Regions from separate parts of the Mus musculus genome. Here region 1 is linked to region 2. A link is a loop called in an ENCODE intact Hi-C map of the cell type or tissue named here. Cell type or tissue: gastrocnemius. All regions are shown on one strand. Links, peaks and the distances in the headings refer to the core of each region. The heading gives the core; the rest is flanking DNA.

Region 1 (8,340 bases), core at 183-8,182, 74 kb before region 2:
ACTTCTTGGTAATCATGAAAAGTAACTTGAGGGCTCAAGATGCTGTGACACGGCTTTATATGCTCAAAAGTCCATGGCTGGGAGCTGGTGAGATGGCTCAGCGGGTAGAGCACTGACTGCTCTTCCAAAGGTCCAAAGGTCCTGAGTTCAAAACCTAGCAACCACATGGTGGCTCACAACTACCAGTAAGAGATCTGACGTCCTCTTCTGGTGTGTCTGAAGTCAGCTGCAGTATACTTATTTATGTGTAATAATAAATAAATACTTTAAAAAAAAAGTTCATGGCTGAGGATGTAGTTCAACGATAGAACACATGCTTAACACGTGCAAGGATCAGGATTCGATCCTTAGCACTCTAAACAATAGCTAAGCAAATACAGCCCAACAGACTTTCTGTTACAAGAAGGTCCCATCTGCTCTGATGAATTGTATTAGATATATATATATTTTTGTTTTTGTTTTTTTTTTGAGACAGGGTTTCTCTGTGTAGCCCTGGCTGTCCTGGAACTCACTCTGTAGACCAGGCTGGCCTGGAAATCAGAAATCCCCCTGCCTCTGCCTCCCAAGTGCTGGGATTAAAGGCGTGTGCCACCACACCCGGCACCAGCCAGGCCGGCTCTTAATGGCCTAGGGAATGCGTTTTGGAAGTGGAACCTCAAAGTGGTAGATATATTGTATGAAACCACAAGCAACTGACATTTTTGACTCTGAAAACAGATGACATATTTAATAACCTAGAGGAAGAAAGCCTTGGTTTGTGGCATTTGCTAAATTTCTTGGTATAAATATTCCCACTACACTCAAGTTTTAATCCACATAAAAGTCCATTGAAAAGGGAACTGGGAAGGTATGAGCAGCAGCAAAACATTCTGTAGCATCCCTGCCATACGTCCATGTAAACAGCACTAACAGCACAAATGACGACTGTTAGTAACATCAGGTAGTGAGATGATTAGAAACCAGCAAGGCTTGAGTACACAGAGCCTATGCTTTTAATGAGTTACATGACACGTTTTTTCGATTTATTTATTTTATTTACATGAGTGTTTTGTCTGCCTGATCTCCTGTGTACCAGATGAATGCTTGGTAACTGCAGAGGCCAGGAGGGGGCTTCAGATCCCCAGGACCTAGAGTTACAGATGGTTCTGAGCCATGTGGGTGCTGGGATTTGAATCTAGTTCCTTTGCACAAATAGTAAGTACTCTTAACCACTGAGCCATTTTTCCAGTCCAGTTATATTTGTTTAAATATAGTAAAGTAACAATTTCTTTCCTTCCCATCTTGAGTCCAAAGCTAGTTTCAAAATACCAGTTGAAGTGGTTTTAAAACTTACCAGGAATACATGCTCAAATATCTGTGTGGGACTGTCCATCTGACCAAGGATCACGATCATTTCATTATCTATGAATTCCTTAAATTCTCGCAAGTTGCACACCATCTGCATCTCCAGCTCCGTGCGTATCTGAAACAGAGGTGATGTGCTGTATTCATCTCTGTAAGGCTCCTCTGTGTTTTCAATACCAGTTTAGCTCCCTATCTACTGTTATCCCACTTCTGGCTTTGGAACAGCGAGGACTCAGAGTTGCTTACCTCTTTGGAGGTGATATTCTCCAAATCCTTTTGCATCATGATCTCCCTTAATTTAGTCTTAATAAGCCTTTCTGTTCGCTCACGTTCAGTTGGTCTGAGAATAAACAAGTAGTGATTTTTTTTTTTGTAAACAACTTAATCAGAGCAATGAATTCACCATTGGATTATGTTTCCAAACTATTTCTCTTACTCTTATTTATACTGCAGAAACAAATGAAAATTGCAGGCGAATACATAGTGAGTTTCAAGGCAATGTGGGTATTACATAATGAGACAATTCCTAAAACAAAACCAAAAACCAAAGCTAACAATAAGAACACACTCCCAAACCAAACCAACGAACATTAAAAAAAAAAAAAACCCATATAGAATATAAACATGCAAAAATTACTTGAACAGGTTCTATATGTTTTTTTAAAATGTCAACTCTTTTTTAAAAATATTTATTTATTTATTATATGTAAGTACACTGTAGCTGTCCTCAGACACTCCAGAAGAGGGAGTCAGTTCTTGTTATGGATGGTTGTGAGCCACCATGTGGTTGCTGGGATTTGAACTCCTGACCTTCGGAAGAGCAGTCGGGTGCTCTTACCCACTGACCCATCTCACCAGCCCTCTATATGTTAAAACATCTTTGAATACATCATAAATATACAGATTTATGAAGAAGCAAAGATGAGCTGCGTGTATCAAGTGGTCTCATGTTCCTGTCAAGGGCCTTTGGATAGCATTACTTAGTGAGCTAGAATACCAATCTGGGTAGCCTAGTGGTGTGACTCAATAGAACCAGACCTTAAAACGCCATTCTGATGATCTGTTCTGATTATTCATGGCTGTGGGCCTATAAGCTGGGAAAGAAGGAGAGCGGATCCATCTCCCTCCAACAAGGCAAATTTTATTGCAAAATGGGTTGTAGGGGGTCAGCTATTTGGATGGAATAGTTTCATCCAAAACACTTTCCTTTTCATGGCAACTCTCAGAATAGCTCTGTGAAAATTTTTATGTTTTTGGAGACAAGGTCTTGCCATGTAGTCCAGGCTGGCCTAGAACTTTCAATCCTCCTGCTTCAGTTTTCCAAGTAATGGGATTATAAATGTGTATCACTGCCCTTTCCTTCCTGCTCATTTCTGTAAAGTTTTTATATTAACAATATTATTTTATAGTTAAGGAGACAAATGCTAAAAGATACACTGGTAATCATATACATTATCAGGGAAATCAGATCACTCAGCCTAACCTAGCTCTCTCGCTAAAGCATTGTGCTGTTTTCTAGCCTTCTGACTCTAAATAAAATTACTCAAGGCCAGATGTGGTAGCACATGCTTTAGTCCCAGCACACTGAGTTCGAGGCTAACCTGGTCTACAATGCAACATACGTCTAGGACAGCCAGTGCTACACAGTAAGACCCTGCCTCAAAACAAACAAGCAAATAAACAAAATAAAATAAATCTATTCTTGGAACTTTACTATGAAATCAGCCTAGGCGGCAGACTCTTCACTACCAGAAAAGCATTGGTTCTCTCTAGAGGCACAGTTTCATTATGGAGAACTTGAGTACTTTCTATCCCATCTTTGTTCCTACCTACTCGAGAAAGGTATCTGTTCTGTATTTCCTTATTTAGAAATGGACATGGCCTAAGCCTTCAGGCATCCTGCCTGTTCCTGCTGCTTACAGCCTTATCACTGCCCGCAAAAATAGCCTTGGTAATCTCCAAGGCTGCAGGCTGCACTCCACACCCTCAGGGCTCCACATTGCTTAGGCACTCAGCTTCTCATGAAGCACACAGCACACAGCACACAGCACACTGCTAACACTCGCTTGTTCACAGCAAGGCATTTCTGTTGTGACTAAGAGGACAATTCTTATCTAGGCTAATATGGGAGCAAATGTGTAAGGACAGTCTTCCACTGAAAAGACGTGTTGATAAAAGCAGATTTTAGCAGCTGTGTGCATGCATGGGTTTGATTTCTTAGTTCAGCAGTTTTTCTCTGAGTCCTTTACAATGATGTGACCTTGAACAAGGTCTTTCTCCTCTCTAAGCCTAGTATGATATTAGGTGTACACTGGGGAACTCCATGTGGACATGCCCCTCTTGGATTACAAATACAAACTGTTCACAGTAAACACTGTAAATACATTTTGCCTCACATTTTCTTGTATTTTCACTATCCTTTTATAAGCTTTTAAAGTTAATTTGGGTAGGAAGAGGACACAGAAAGGCATTATAGCCCACAAACACATTCCCCTCTTTGATGCTACTGGAACAAATGTGAAAATACAGAGAAAACAAAACTAACTAAAAAAATCACTCTATCCAGATATATCCATGTCCTAGTTAGGGCTACTATTGCTGTGATGAAACACCATGACCAAGAGTTGGGGAGGAAAAGGGTTCATTTGGCTTACACTTCCACATGGTAGTCCTTCATTAAAAGAAACCAGGACAGGAACTAAAACATAGCAGGAACTTGGAGGCAGGAGCTGATGCAGAGGCCATGCTTACTGTCTTCCCTCTGATGGCTTGCTCAGCCTGGTGTTTTACAGAACCCAGAACCTCCAGCCCAGGGATGGCACCACCCATGAAGGGCTGGGCCCGCTCCCATCAATCACTACTGAAGAAAATGTCCTACAGGTTTTCCTTCAGGCTGATCTTATGGAGGCATTTTCTCAATCAAAGTTCTTTCCTTTTGACAACTCTTTGTGTCAAGTTGACATAAAAGTAGTCTGCGCATCATCACTGATACTCTGGTCTACAGTGTCCATGAAGTCATTTTCTACAAAGATAATTTATTAATACATCTTAAAACTAAGAACTAAAATTCAGTAAGTAAATTTACTGGGTGACAGGCTCTCTCACTGTTTTGTTTGTTTTTGCTTAGGAATGTCAAGCAATCCCTTCTGTGCCACAGATCCAACGTCTTCTCAAACAAAAGATAACTCGGGAAGGAAAACATTAGTTTACTGACTTGAAACATTTATTCTCTATTTTGAGATGGGGTTGGTTCTACTCTATGTAGTCCAGGCTGTCCTAGAACTTGAAACCCTTCTGCCTCAGTCTCCCAAGTGTACTGTGTGCTACTATCCCCTGTATTGAGCGAGATGGAACATCCATTTCTCCAAAACCCACTAACCAGCTTCACAACATGAAACCATGAAGATCCCTTTCCACAGATTCCTATCTCGTTGGTTACTATGATATCTTGAAAGGACTCGGTCTCCTGGAAAGACGGCTCTAGAATCAACAACTCCCTGTTTTTGTTTTTAAATCAAATAATGTTTTGATTACTTTTTGGCCTAAAATAAAACCACAATTCAATAGAAATAAATTTAACCCAGATATTCCTTTAAAGGGATTGGAAACATCTTTCTTTCCTGAGACAGGGTTTCACTATGTACCTCTGAATGGCTTAGGACTCGCTCTGTAGACCAGGCTGACCTTGAACTCAGATCCCCTTGCCTCTGCTTCCTTAGTGTTGGGATTAAAAGCGTGGACCTCGGGGGGGAGGGCCTGGGGGACTTCTGGGATAGCATTGGAAATGTAAATGAGGAAAATACCTAATAAAAAAAAAGTGTGGACCTCCAGTCCCGAAGAGTATGAACAGCCTTGGTTGCAACAGAATTTGATAAAAGATAAGACATCAACTATTGTTACTGGGGATTTCATCTAAAGGAACAGTGTTCTCCTTTGAAAGTCAGCTTAATTTCTTAAGTAACCCTTCAAAAGCATCTTGCTGTTAACTTATCTAATGATCCTTTTATAGCCAATTCCTCCAAATTCAAATTTCAAATTAGTGGAATCTGATTTTTATAGCATTACATTCTTGATATGGTTAGTCCATTGTGCCCAGGAATGAAATTCCTCAGGCCTTTGCAGGTGATAGAAGGCTATTCTTCATGTATGACATATGTGGTGTAGGGTTAGTTCCTGAGGAATTTGCTGTTTAGGACATGTGCTTCCACAGTCCTCAGCAAGCCAACTTACATGTCTGTGAAGAGGGCTGGAGAGTCAGGCCGATGAGACTGCACATCCTGCATAGCATTCCACTCATTGACTGAGGACTGATCTGAGTTGATATGGCTCTCGTAATAACTCACCCAAGTGAGAAAAAGGCTGCCTGGATAGTAGTTATGCATTCTGGCCACTTCACAAGCCTTGTGCAAACTCTGTAGTGCAGACCTGAAAGATAAGCCTAAAATGAGCACTGTAGAATTATGGGGTACCAAAGGATAAAAATCACTTCTATCTCAAACTTGTCTACTTTTAAAATTTTACAGAGTATCATTTTCTGGAGAATTTCCTCCCTCCACAGGAGTCAAGAGTCTCTGATCTTGCTTGAATTCTCAAGGCAAGGAGCTGGGGGAGGGGGAGAGAACTGACAACTAACTCCCCAGTGAAAAACAGGTCCAGGACCTATGGCCTCATATACTTGGATTCATGTTGTGACTGTCATTAGCAAACAAAAAAATCTCAACAATTAACTATTTAAAATTTGTTTCTCTTTGGCACAGAATCATGGGATAACTTACTCTCTATGATTCTTATGGGCTCCACAGAGGCCAATGCCCCTAAGCCACAGGGATATGTGCTTTGATGTTCAGGGAGTACTCATCTAATGGCATTTACCATTCTTGCTATCTTAGTCTCCTGGTTCTTTAGACCATTTATTCATTCACACGACTTGCCTTCTAAGAATAGCTCTGGCTACATACACTGAAACTAAATTAAACCTCCTGACTCTGAACTCAGAAATCCAAGAAGGGTAAACAAAACTAAAAACTATCTTTTTTCTATTTACCTACACTAAAGCCAGAAATGCTAGAAAGTAAACAAGACACACAAAAGAAATGCTAGGAAGTAACTTACACAAAACCTAGGACCTTCTACATTTTGTTTATTGGTCTATCTCCAGTGCTTAAAAATAAAACCTAGCTTATAGCAGAAGCTCAAATAAATGTCTTAATTGGCTATAAACTGATGTTTTTCTCTTAAAGGAAAAGGAAGTGCAAGAGAATTCTATGACCATTCTCTTACATATTTTCTTTATAACACTTATTTATTTATTTTACTATTTTATGTGAGTAATTTGACTGCATGTATGTCTGTGCACCATGTGTGCCTGATGAAGTCAGAAGGAGATGAAGGATCCCTTGGAACTATAGTTACAGAGGATTATGAGCCACTGTTTGAGAGCTGGAAATTAAATTTAGGGAGTTTGCAAGAGCAATACGTATTTTTAACTTTTGAGTTTAACAATGTATAACACCTATAAAATTAAAAAAATTGATATATGATTTGATACACATGCCACAGTAGCACACATTGGGGTCCAGAGGTGAATTTCTGGGTGTTAGCTCCCTCCTCAACCAAGAGTATCCTAAGATTACACACAGGTTGTCAGTCTGGCCAGGGATTTTACCTGCTAAGCCATTTCAAAGATCTTACATATTTTTAAAAAATACCTTTTAATCCCCCCACTTTTTTTTTTTTTTGAGACAGTGTTTCTCTGTGTAGCCCTGGCTATCCTCGAACTCAGAAATCCCCCTGCCTCTGCCTCCCAAGTGCTGGGATTAAAGGCGTGCACCACCACGCCTGGCCAACTAAAAAGGATTTTAAAAACATAACCTGTGGTTTTATTTCTGAAGTGTGTATGTGTGGTATATGCATGTGTACACATTTGTGTGTATGTGTGTGCATCTGTGTACTTGTGCATGTGTGCTCCTGCATGTGGAGCCACTGTTGGGTACCTCCTCAGTCCCATTTCTTTGAGACAGAGTTTCTTACTGAGCCTGGAGCTCATCAATTTGGTGAGGCTAGTAGGGTGATTAGATTCAGATTTGTCTGGCTCTATTCTGTTGTGTGTGTGTGTGTGTGTGTTTTAAAGTAGATATTTTGGATTGAATAAGTCTCTATGCTTGTGCAGCAAACATTTACCTGACATCTGTCAGTCCCCTAAGATGTTTTCTATTACTCAAAATAGGCAAATGCTCAGAAAAATTCAATTGCACTCCAGAGATTCCAGGCATACTCTCTTCATTTGGAAATTCACTCTTTACAATCATACCTTATAGACCTGCTGCAGCTATAATATACTCAGTGTTAGTTGCTCCAGATACAATGGCTACATATAGAAACGGGAGACTATAGTACATATAGAAACGGGAGACTATAGTACTCTTTGTCTGGTTAAGGAAGCACCTGGTCAAAATACTGCTTTGATTCATCGCTAATATTTTTCTTATATGACTTTCAGTTCAATATTCCTCAAAAAAGTTAACAGAACAATTACTAGTCAACATCAATTCTTGATCTGCGGTTATTACTTGAATTAAGGCTGCTTTGTCTTCCTCTTCAAAATATATCTGAAAAGCACTGTCATTCTACTCTATGCATGGGAATAGATAGGCTAACTGCTTCTGAGTATTAGTCAAAGGGGATCATTAAGTTTTCCATAAAAATTCACCTGTGAACTATGCTGTGAACTATCTATAAATGTGGTATAAACACATCTAAAACTGTCCCACCTCAGTTACTTCATGAAATATTAAGAAAGGTAATTGTTCAGTGACAATGAGGATTCACTTCTGTTATGTAGGTTTAGATTATTTCCTGGATTATTCACTCTTGCTTTGCTTGCCTTCTATGTATCCGGGGCTTCTATCATAGAACAGGCACTAGAATGTGAAGCAGAAATTTATTTGTTGTGTATGTGTGGTATGAGTGTTTGTGCATTGCAGATTTGTGTGTACA
Region 2 (8,340 bases), core at 318-8,317:
TCTTCTTGATTTTCTTGTGTTTTGCAAATTGTATCTTGGGTATTCTATGTTTCTGGGCTAATATCCACTTATCAGTGAGTGCATATCTAATGACTTCTTTTGTGATTGGGTTATCTTACTAAGGATGATATCCTCCAGATACAACCATTTGTTCAAGAATTTCATAAATTCATTGTTTTTAATAGCTGAGTAGTACTCCATTATATAAATGTACCGCATTTTCTGTATCCATTCTTCTGTTGAGGGACAACATATGGGTTCTTTCCAGCTTCTGGCTATTATAAATAAGGCTGCTGCTATGAACATAGTGGAGCATGTGTTCTTATTACCAGTTGGAACTTCTTCTGGGTATATGCCCAGGAGAGGTATTGCTGGATCCTCCAGTAGTACTATGTCCAATTTTCTGAGGAACCTCCAGATTGACTTCCAGAGTGGTTGTACAAGCTTGCAATCCCACCAGCAATGGAGGAGTGTTCCTCTTTCTCCACATCCTCGCCAGCATCTGTTGTCACCTGAATTTTTGATTTTAGCCATTCTGACTGGTGTGAGGTGGAATCTCAAGGTTGTTTTGATTTGCACTTGACAGGAAGGTTTTGTAATCTCACTGTGGCCTATTTATTCTTTGACTCAAGTCTCCTAAGATTTGTTACTTGGTTTCTAAACACATCATTTGAGCAACCAAGTAAAAAAAGAACAGAAATCCTCTAAAGGGCAAGCCCTATCCTGACTACTAATCACTTGCCTAAATGTTCATGAATCCTTTCCCTTAAACTCAAATTATGCTTGTATCAGTCTTTACTTGGGACTATTAAATCTGACCCCACCCTTTATGAGGCAGGAGTCTCACTACATTGCTGAAGCTGGCCTCAAATTCAAGATTCTCCTGTGTCAACTTCCAGAGTAGCTAGCTATAGCATCTGCAGGCACAGCTACCATCCTGGGCTCCTAGCTATCTTTCTGAACCTTTTAGTTACTCCAGTTAGTCTTTGCTATTTATAAATAAACCTGCTACTGCTTGAATTGCTCCTATCAGTTAAGGTGTATACCATCAGGTCTTAGAAATAACACTTCCCTTTAGAAAAGATTAGCACTGTTCTTCTAAGATCACAGACTGAGAATCTGATTTCAAAATCTTTGTTTATCTACTCCATATTTTCACATTTCCTTCCGGGGAGCTCATTAATTTCTGAAGACAAGTCACATTCTCCACGTTGAGGATGTTTGCATTAAGTAGCAACAACAAATATATTAAGCCCATGGATGTTTCTAATGATGATGAGCTAAGCAGCACTGTAAATGTTTAATAAATATATTCAAAGCAATACTAGTTACGTGGAGTTTAGAAGTCAAAACAACAGCAAGCCTCTCTTAAGAATAAAGTGAGTTGTGTATGCTATAACTCAGTGTCCGAGTGCTTACCTAGCATGCGTCTAATATCCAGCATTTCAAGAGTCAGAGAGATGAGAGATGGGAGAGGGAAAAAGGGAGAGAGATCCTAAAAATTAGGGCCAGGCATGGCACCACACCCCTTTAATCCCAGCACTCATGAGGGAGAGGCAGGAGAATCTCTGAGTTCAAAGACTAATAATAGCAGTTCTAATAGCAGGTCTAATAGCAGTTCCAGGGCAAACAAGGCTACATGACGAGACCCTGTCTCAAAATAAACAAATCCTAAAGTTTGCCTTGCTAGTGGCACCTACTACCCAGGAGCCTAAGGCAAGAAGACTGTGAATTTGGGCTCAGGTTGGAATATGTAGCTAGGCACTCTCTCTTTAAAGAAATAAAATAGGAAGAGATTATTCCAAAAAATTGCTTAAAAGTTTATCATCCTACCTTAGCATCACTCAGCAAAGATCTTTACTATGGATCTCAAAAGTGACCCTGCAGTTACTAACACAAAATACCATTTTTATAGTGATTTAAAAAGCTGGATGGGGATCTTAAGGAGTTTCTGTCACTTATTAGTGTGGCTTTGAGCTCCAGTCTCATTACTGTAAACACAACAAAGTAATTCACAGGACTCCCGTGATGGCTAAGTGAGATAACACACATTAAACTCAGCACAGTGACAAGCGGGCCATAGGTGGCAGCTGTTAGCTATTATTAAATTCAGTTAGCTCACTTTTGTTGCAGGGATTTACAGTTTTGCAAAGTGTTAACTAACTATATGATCTCTTCGGAGCTACTAAGGATCTACCAGCACAATACAATCTACCACTGAGACACAGAACAGGGGGAAAGGGCGAGAGATCTGTTGTATTGAATTCACATTTTACAGTGGAAGAAAACAAAGTCAAATGATTCTCCCAAGGACATTAATAAGTAGGAAAAGGTATCTAGACCTTTTGATCCCACTAGTATTAAAAATACTCCTCTCTCAAGTTTAACAACATTTAAGTTCTGGAGCTGGGACCATACAAATAGGACCACAGAGCATTTGTTCTTTTTGGCTTACTTCACTTAGTACAATGTCTTCAAAGTTCATCATGTTCTAGCATATGTCAAAATTTCCTTTTTTAAAAAAGACAGTATTTTTAAGATTTGTTTTTAGTATTTTTATTTATTATTTTAAATTATCTGTGTTTGTGTAGGTATGTGCAGATGCTAGAGGCCTTGGATCTCCTGAAGCTGGAGTTACAGGTGGTAGTGAGGAACCTGAAGCAAGTGTGGGAACTTGTCTTCCCCAAGCCAGACTCCTCACTGATGACTGTGGAATCATGGCTCCAGCTCCAGGATATTCTTTTAAGAAGTGGAATAACGTTGCAGTGTATGCATTTAGTGTATGCATTTTGCTCACCCATTGACTGTTCAGGGGTGGGTCTTACACTGCCCCCTTTCCTGAAGTACTGATAAAACTATTCATTTGAGCGTGGTTATTAAATTTTAGACTATTCACTCCTTTCCTCCTCTTCCAGTCCATCTCCTCTCACCTCTTTAGAGTTAGGTAGTCTAGTGTGCAGACTTTAGCGAACTGGGCAGTAAAGCCATTCCCCCCCTTTTGCTATCTTTCTCAGGAGTTCCACTATGATCGACATAAAGGAAAAGTATGAACCTCAAATCCGTTTAATTTCAATTGGCAGGATAAAACAGTTTATCAATAACTAAAATAGTAAATTAGGAATGAATGTATCTACAAATCACTTTATATGCTATCTGTGCTTTTAATAAGCAATAATGAAAAGTTTTTGCTGGACATTAAATGGAGAGGGTTGGTAGCAACCCTGTTTGGGGCTGGCCTAGGGAAATCTCAGCAGGCGATTCCTCTGAAGACAATTTAGAAGGAACTCAAACACACTAACTAAAACTGCTACCATCTTAAGCAACCTTAAAGCTCTCCTCTGAATTAAAGACAGAGTTTGAATTGGTGGAGTTCCTCTACTTTCGACTTTATAACTGTGAGGTGAGATTAACCACAAGCTTCAGCACACAGCTCTTACAAGCAGGCAAACCACAACGGAAAGGAGTAACAGCCTGACTTCAAAAACAATGACGATTTAAAGATGCGTGTAAATCCTGCACTTGAGTGATTCAAAGAGTACAGGAAGGCTTGTGTTTTATGTACTAGTCAGGAAAAGAAAACTACTGAAATCTAATTTTCTGAAATAACTTCGGACTACAGCAGCATGAACCTCTTTGTGTGAGCCATAACAGAAACGTATAGTCAAATGCAAACTTAAATAAGACTCACTACCACAATAAGTTGGTTTCCAGCAGGATCCACGGGACCCTTGAAACATTTCTGCCGCTATTCTGATTCTATCAACCATTCTCCCCAGTCTCGCGTGCTACAAAGTTCAGCAGTCACTCAGTCACCATAGACGGCTAAGAGGTTAATCCATTTTTAGACTCCTTCAAGGTTCACCGGTATTCTTCCAAAAGATTTATCTGTTCACTAGGTTCCGGGACACTCATTGCCTCCATGAATCGCCCAACACCTCCACCCCACCATCCAGACCAGATGCATCTAGACCTCGCAGCAAGCATGCTGCGCTTTCGCCCTCGCTCGCTAATTCGCGCCCCAGAATGTCTGGAAAAGCCGCTTGGAAAAGCAAACTTTCTGAGCATTTGCAGAGGCGGACTCACAGCTGGTTGATGGCGTTCTGCGAGATGACCGCATTGGCAGAGAAGTAGGGGATCATGTCGGGGCCACCGAGGCTGCAGGTGCTGGCAGGGAGCGCTTTCCTTTCGCCTGCCAAAGTGCTCAGGGTCATGAAGTCGACTCACACTGAATAGCTCCGCATCCTGGACCGGCGTTCGAATAACCCGGGCCCGAGACGCTGGTTCCCGGCGGCTGACCTGGGTCCGCCCGGGAGCTCCGAGGCAGCCGCCGAAGCCCCGGGGCTCCGCTGTGTAGTCTGGGCAGTCGGGCGCTGCCAGCAGCCCTCCCCCACCCGCGTCCGGGGCGGGGCGCCTGGGCGGGGCGGTCTAGAGCGTCCGGAGGGTGGGCCTCGCCGACGCTCCGCCCCAAGGCTCCTAGCGCCCGCGCGGATCCCTCAACGCTTACGGGCCTCCTGGGTAAGGGGGCTGCGGGAGACGATAGCCTGGGTGAAGGGAGAGTAATGGGCAGAGAAAATTTCTCTACTCCGAATGCTCAACTGAAAAGTACCGTATCTTAAACAGATCTATGCACTGTAGCCTCTTAACCAGCTCTATGCACTGTACTGCAAACAAACCAAGTTTATGAATGGTCTTCAAAGTTTTTAAAGGTCTCACAAGTTAAATATGTATCAATGGTTTTCTTGGGTCCTCAAGGTGGAACTAGAGAGATTATAGTGTGTGACAATGTGGACAAGAATCTTCTAACCCTTGTAAATAAATATAGAGGGTTCAACAGCCTTAGTTGTATGTACAATTTGTGAAGATTAAATATCCCAATGCCCAAACTACACATTGGACTAATTAAATTTTGATGCATTTGGAACGAGATCTAGATGTCGGTAGTTTTCGAAGATGGCCTGTGTTTCCATCTAAGGCGGCGTTTCCCATCAAAGGGCATTCTCTGATGCCTTACAAGGTTTAAGCCCTTCCCATGCTCCTTGCAATGGGCTGTACAGTGCCTTTCATCTGATCAGAACTAGCTCTGAAAAAGGAGCCTCTTTCTGTTTCAGGTCTTGGTTTACAGGGGCCAGTACACCGAAGCACCCTGCAACAACTCATCCTCCAGCTCCCCTCTCGCTCTTCCTTTCTTACACCAGGGCAAATACTTTAGGGACCACTGTTTTTTTTTTTTTTTTTTTTTTTTTTTTTTTTTAGTATTTCTGTGTGTGTGTGTGTGTGTGTGTGTGTGTGTATGAATGAATCCAAAAGCCAGAAATTAGTGAACTTTAAAAACAACTTTACTAACCAACTAGGTAAGACTTTCAATGTATTAGAATCAAGAAAAACTCAAATCTTTGTTTTATATGAAAGTACAGGGAAGTTTGACAATATTCAATATGCTGACAATGAACATAATCTAAACATAAAATTTTATGCCTAAAACTAGAATTACTTTTTTATTAGTTGTCCATAAAACTTCAAGCCATTACCAAGGTAATGCGGGGCTCAGAATACTGTGAAGCATACAAAAGGTGGTTTCTATAACTTCCTAGGGATCTGGCAGTAGGAAAGACCCATGTGGCAAGTGAAGAGTTAAGGGAAAGTCTGGATGTTAGTTTCATCATCTTCATCCATCTCTAGGAAGGAAATGTTTTAAAGATTTGTTCAAGCTGTGTCAGCAGGCACCCAAATGGCAGTGTAAGAAAAAAAAAAATCTGCTGATACACCCCAAAATAAATTGCTTAAAATATCTGGCAAACTTGCCAGTTTGAAACTTCTTTCAGGCTGTAATTTATTACAATCTCCTACTGTGATTAAAAAAAAAAGGCACTTTAGAACAGCATTAAGGTGAGCCCAGTTCCTTTCATGACACAGCAAGAGATGGGGATTTTTACTGAAGTCAGTATTAAATGATGTCATTTAGGAAAGATGATGGCATGGCAGTCATCTTTATCTGAAAAACAATTCAGCAGAAAATGTGTATTACTTGATCCAATCAAACTCATTACATTTAGAAATGCAAGGGATGAAGATTTCATAGATACAGATTTTGTAAATATGTATCCTTATGCCACACAAAAAGGTTCCTACAATGGTGCCCCAGAAGTGCACAGTCTTTTGGTTTTCCCTTAAAAGACCTTTGTCAGCCATTCAAGTAAGAAGACTTAAAATACCTCTAATCCCGTCCTTTTAAATTCTCCTTTTAAATAGTAACTAAGGCTTTGATAAGTCCCTTAATGTAAAATTATATAATAAGATCTTTAAGAATTTTTTTTCAGCCAGGTGGTGGTGGCACAGGCCTTTAATCTGAGCACTTGGGAGGCAGAGGCAGGTGGATCTCTGAGTTCGAAGCCAGCTTGGTCTACAAATCTAATTCCAGGACAGTCAAATCCCCAATTTTGTTTTGAGAGTTGAAAATCTTAGACAGACTATTCTCTTGTCAACTAAAGATTCTGAGGAGTCAGGTGTGGTGGTGCGTGCCCACTGTACTAACACCTGAAAGGCTGAAGCAGCAGGATCACAAGTTTAAGGCTAGCCTTCACGACACAGGCAGACTCGGGCAATGAGGTGGCTTAGTAAGTAAAGGTGCAAGCTTGCTGCTAAGCCTGACAACTTGAATTCACAGAGTGGGACTCACATAGTGGAAGAAGAGAAATGTCTTCCACAGGTTAGCCTCTAACCTCAGTACTGGCACTGTGGTGCTGTGGTATGCCCACACTTGTGTAACCACCCCCTATGCAGCCAATAAATAAGTATACTTTTAAAAGAAGCAAGCAAGCAAACAAACAAACAGACTAAAAAATTCTGAAACATGAAATATATTTAGTCCATTTAAGACAGACACCTAGTTCAAATCGACAGTGACCAGCCATTAAAGACTCTGGCTTTGGAATTAACAAACTGCATTGAGTATTAGCTTAATTTATTAAGTTGTTTTGAGGATTAATTAGAAAACAGTATCTATATTTAAAAAAATACTTAGCACAAAGATCTTCTCTTTGGCTTTAATGTTTGCCATATTAAGGTAAGGCTCAATACTGACCTTACATTTTCACTGAGAAAATATTGGAGATGGTTTTCTTTGTTTTTTTCCATAAGCGTTAAGGAGTGGTAATGACTCTGATATAAGAAGTTCTAGGGTGGGGCATGGTGTCATACATGTTTAATCCCAACACTCAGAAGGCTGAGACCAGAGAATATCTGTGAGTTTAAAGCCAGCCTGGTCTACATAGAAAGTTCTAGGCTAGCCCGGGCTACACGGTGAGACCCTGTCTTAAAAAAGTAAGATCCAGGCCCAATGAAATGGCTCAGTAGTTAAGGACAGCTGCTGCCAAGGCTCATGACCTGAGTTCAATCCTACATGGTAGAAGAAGAGATCTGATTCTTATAAATTGTCTCTGACCCCAGTTCATACACACATACAGGAAAAAAAAAAAGAAAGTTAATTCTTTTCAAGATATGTGGACAAAAGCACTGTTTGGATAGGACGACAAGTTTTTATTATCACAAACTTGACAGTCAGCTTCCAGTAATAGAAAGGGACTTGTATTTATTTCATTACCTAGAAGTTGATGAAATGAGTGAAAATTGAAATACATAAAAACATTATCATTTCATTTAGGAAGTTTTACTGTACAGTCTATAGTCATCTGATATCTGTAATATTTACTTCATGTTTCTACTTTTAAGCTTTCAAATAATAGCATTAACTTATGCAACTGTATTATTTAAGTACTTGGTCATAAGAAAAATGATTATACTAAGGACTTCCTTGTGTTTTGATGTTTCCTCTAAGGGTTTGATCTAGAGAAATAAATAGTAAATTAATCCCTTGAGTGTCAAAAAGAAGAAAACCAACACTTTAAACGTTACAAAACAAAAATCTTGTTACCCGGAGTAACACAACCTGATGTATCTTTTAATCTGCAAAATGCCAGGACAAAACTCTCAAGATAATCCCCCCAATTTCAGATTTATTGTGCAGACAGAGCTATCTTACTACACTAAGTCAAAGGCACTCTTCAGACAATACCGTACAGCACAATGTTAACAATAGCTCCGTAAAGCAGTCATGTTTTGTGAGTGTTTTGTTTTAAACACTTGAGTTGAACCATGCCACTGAGCTTTTATAATCATTTGCATAGAATTTCACACACAAGAGCAATGTGGAACCCTGAGAAGATCTGCATCTCAACACCAGAGAAAGGCTCTCTAAAGCGTCCCTCCCACCTGGTCAGAGCCACCATATGCTCCTGCACAAGGACATGCTGCAGTCCTGCTTTCTTCAGGTTACAGAAGCCT

Evidence for each region. A loop is a pair of places that touch in the nucleus more often than their neighbours do. Peaks named below come from ENCODE experiments on the same cell type or tissue, not always from the same donor. Only the 100,000 strongest peaks of a DNase experiment are listed, where the experiment ranks them.
Region 1: a loop joins it to region 2, with 2.2 times the contacts of the local background. A loop is called at or near these places in 3 of 42 quality-filtered maps.

The regions. Positions count from the first base shown.
Region 1 is chr11:77,418,645-77,426,984 of GRCm38, reverse strand. It overlaps Ssh2 (slingshot protein phosphatase 2), which reads right to left. Exons shown (of 15, transcript NM_177710.4): 8 at 5,575-5,769; 9 at 1,591-1,684; 10 at 1,334-1,462. Among named protein-coding and RNA genes, the nearest start is that of Coro6, 41 kb to the left of the region's middle. RefSeq lists an enhancer at 2,544-4,516. In gastrocnemius, for the core only: no CTCF peak of the experiment used is centred there; no DNase peak of the experiment used is centred there; H3K27ac peaks cover 5,660 bases.
Region 2 is chr11:77,344,297-77,352,636 of GRCm38, reverse strand. The region is part of intron 2 of Ssh2 (slingshot protein phosphatase 2); the gene reads right to left. Among named protein-coding and RNA genes, the nearest start is that of Gm24989, 100 kb to the right of the region's middle. In gastrocnemius, for the core only: no CTCF peak of the experiment used is centred there; a DNase peak (open chromatin) is centred at 4,390; H3K4me3 peaks cover 4,599 bases; H3K27ac peaks cover 4,528 bases.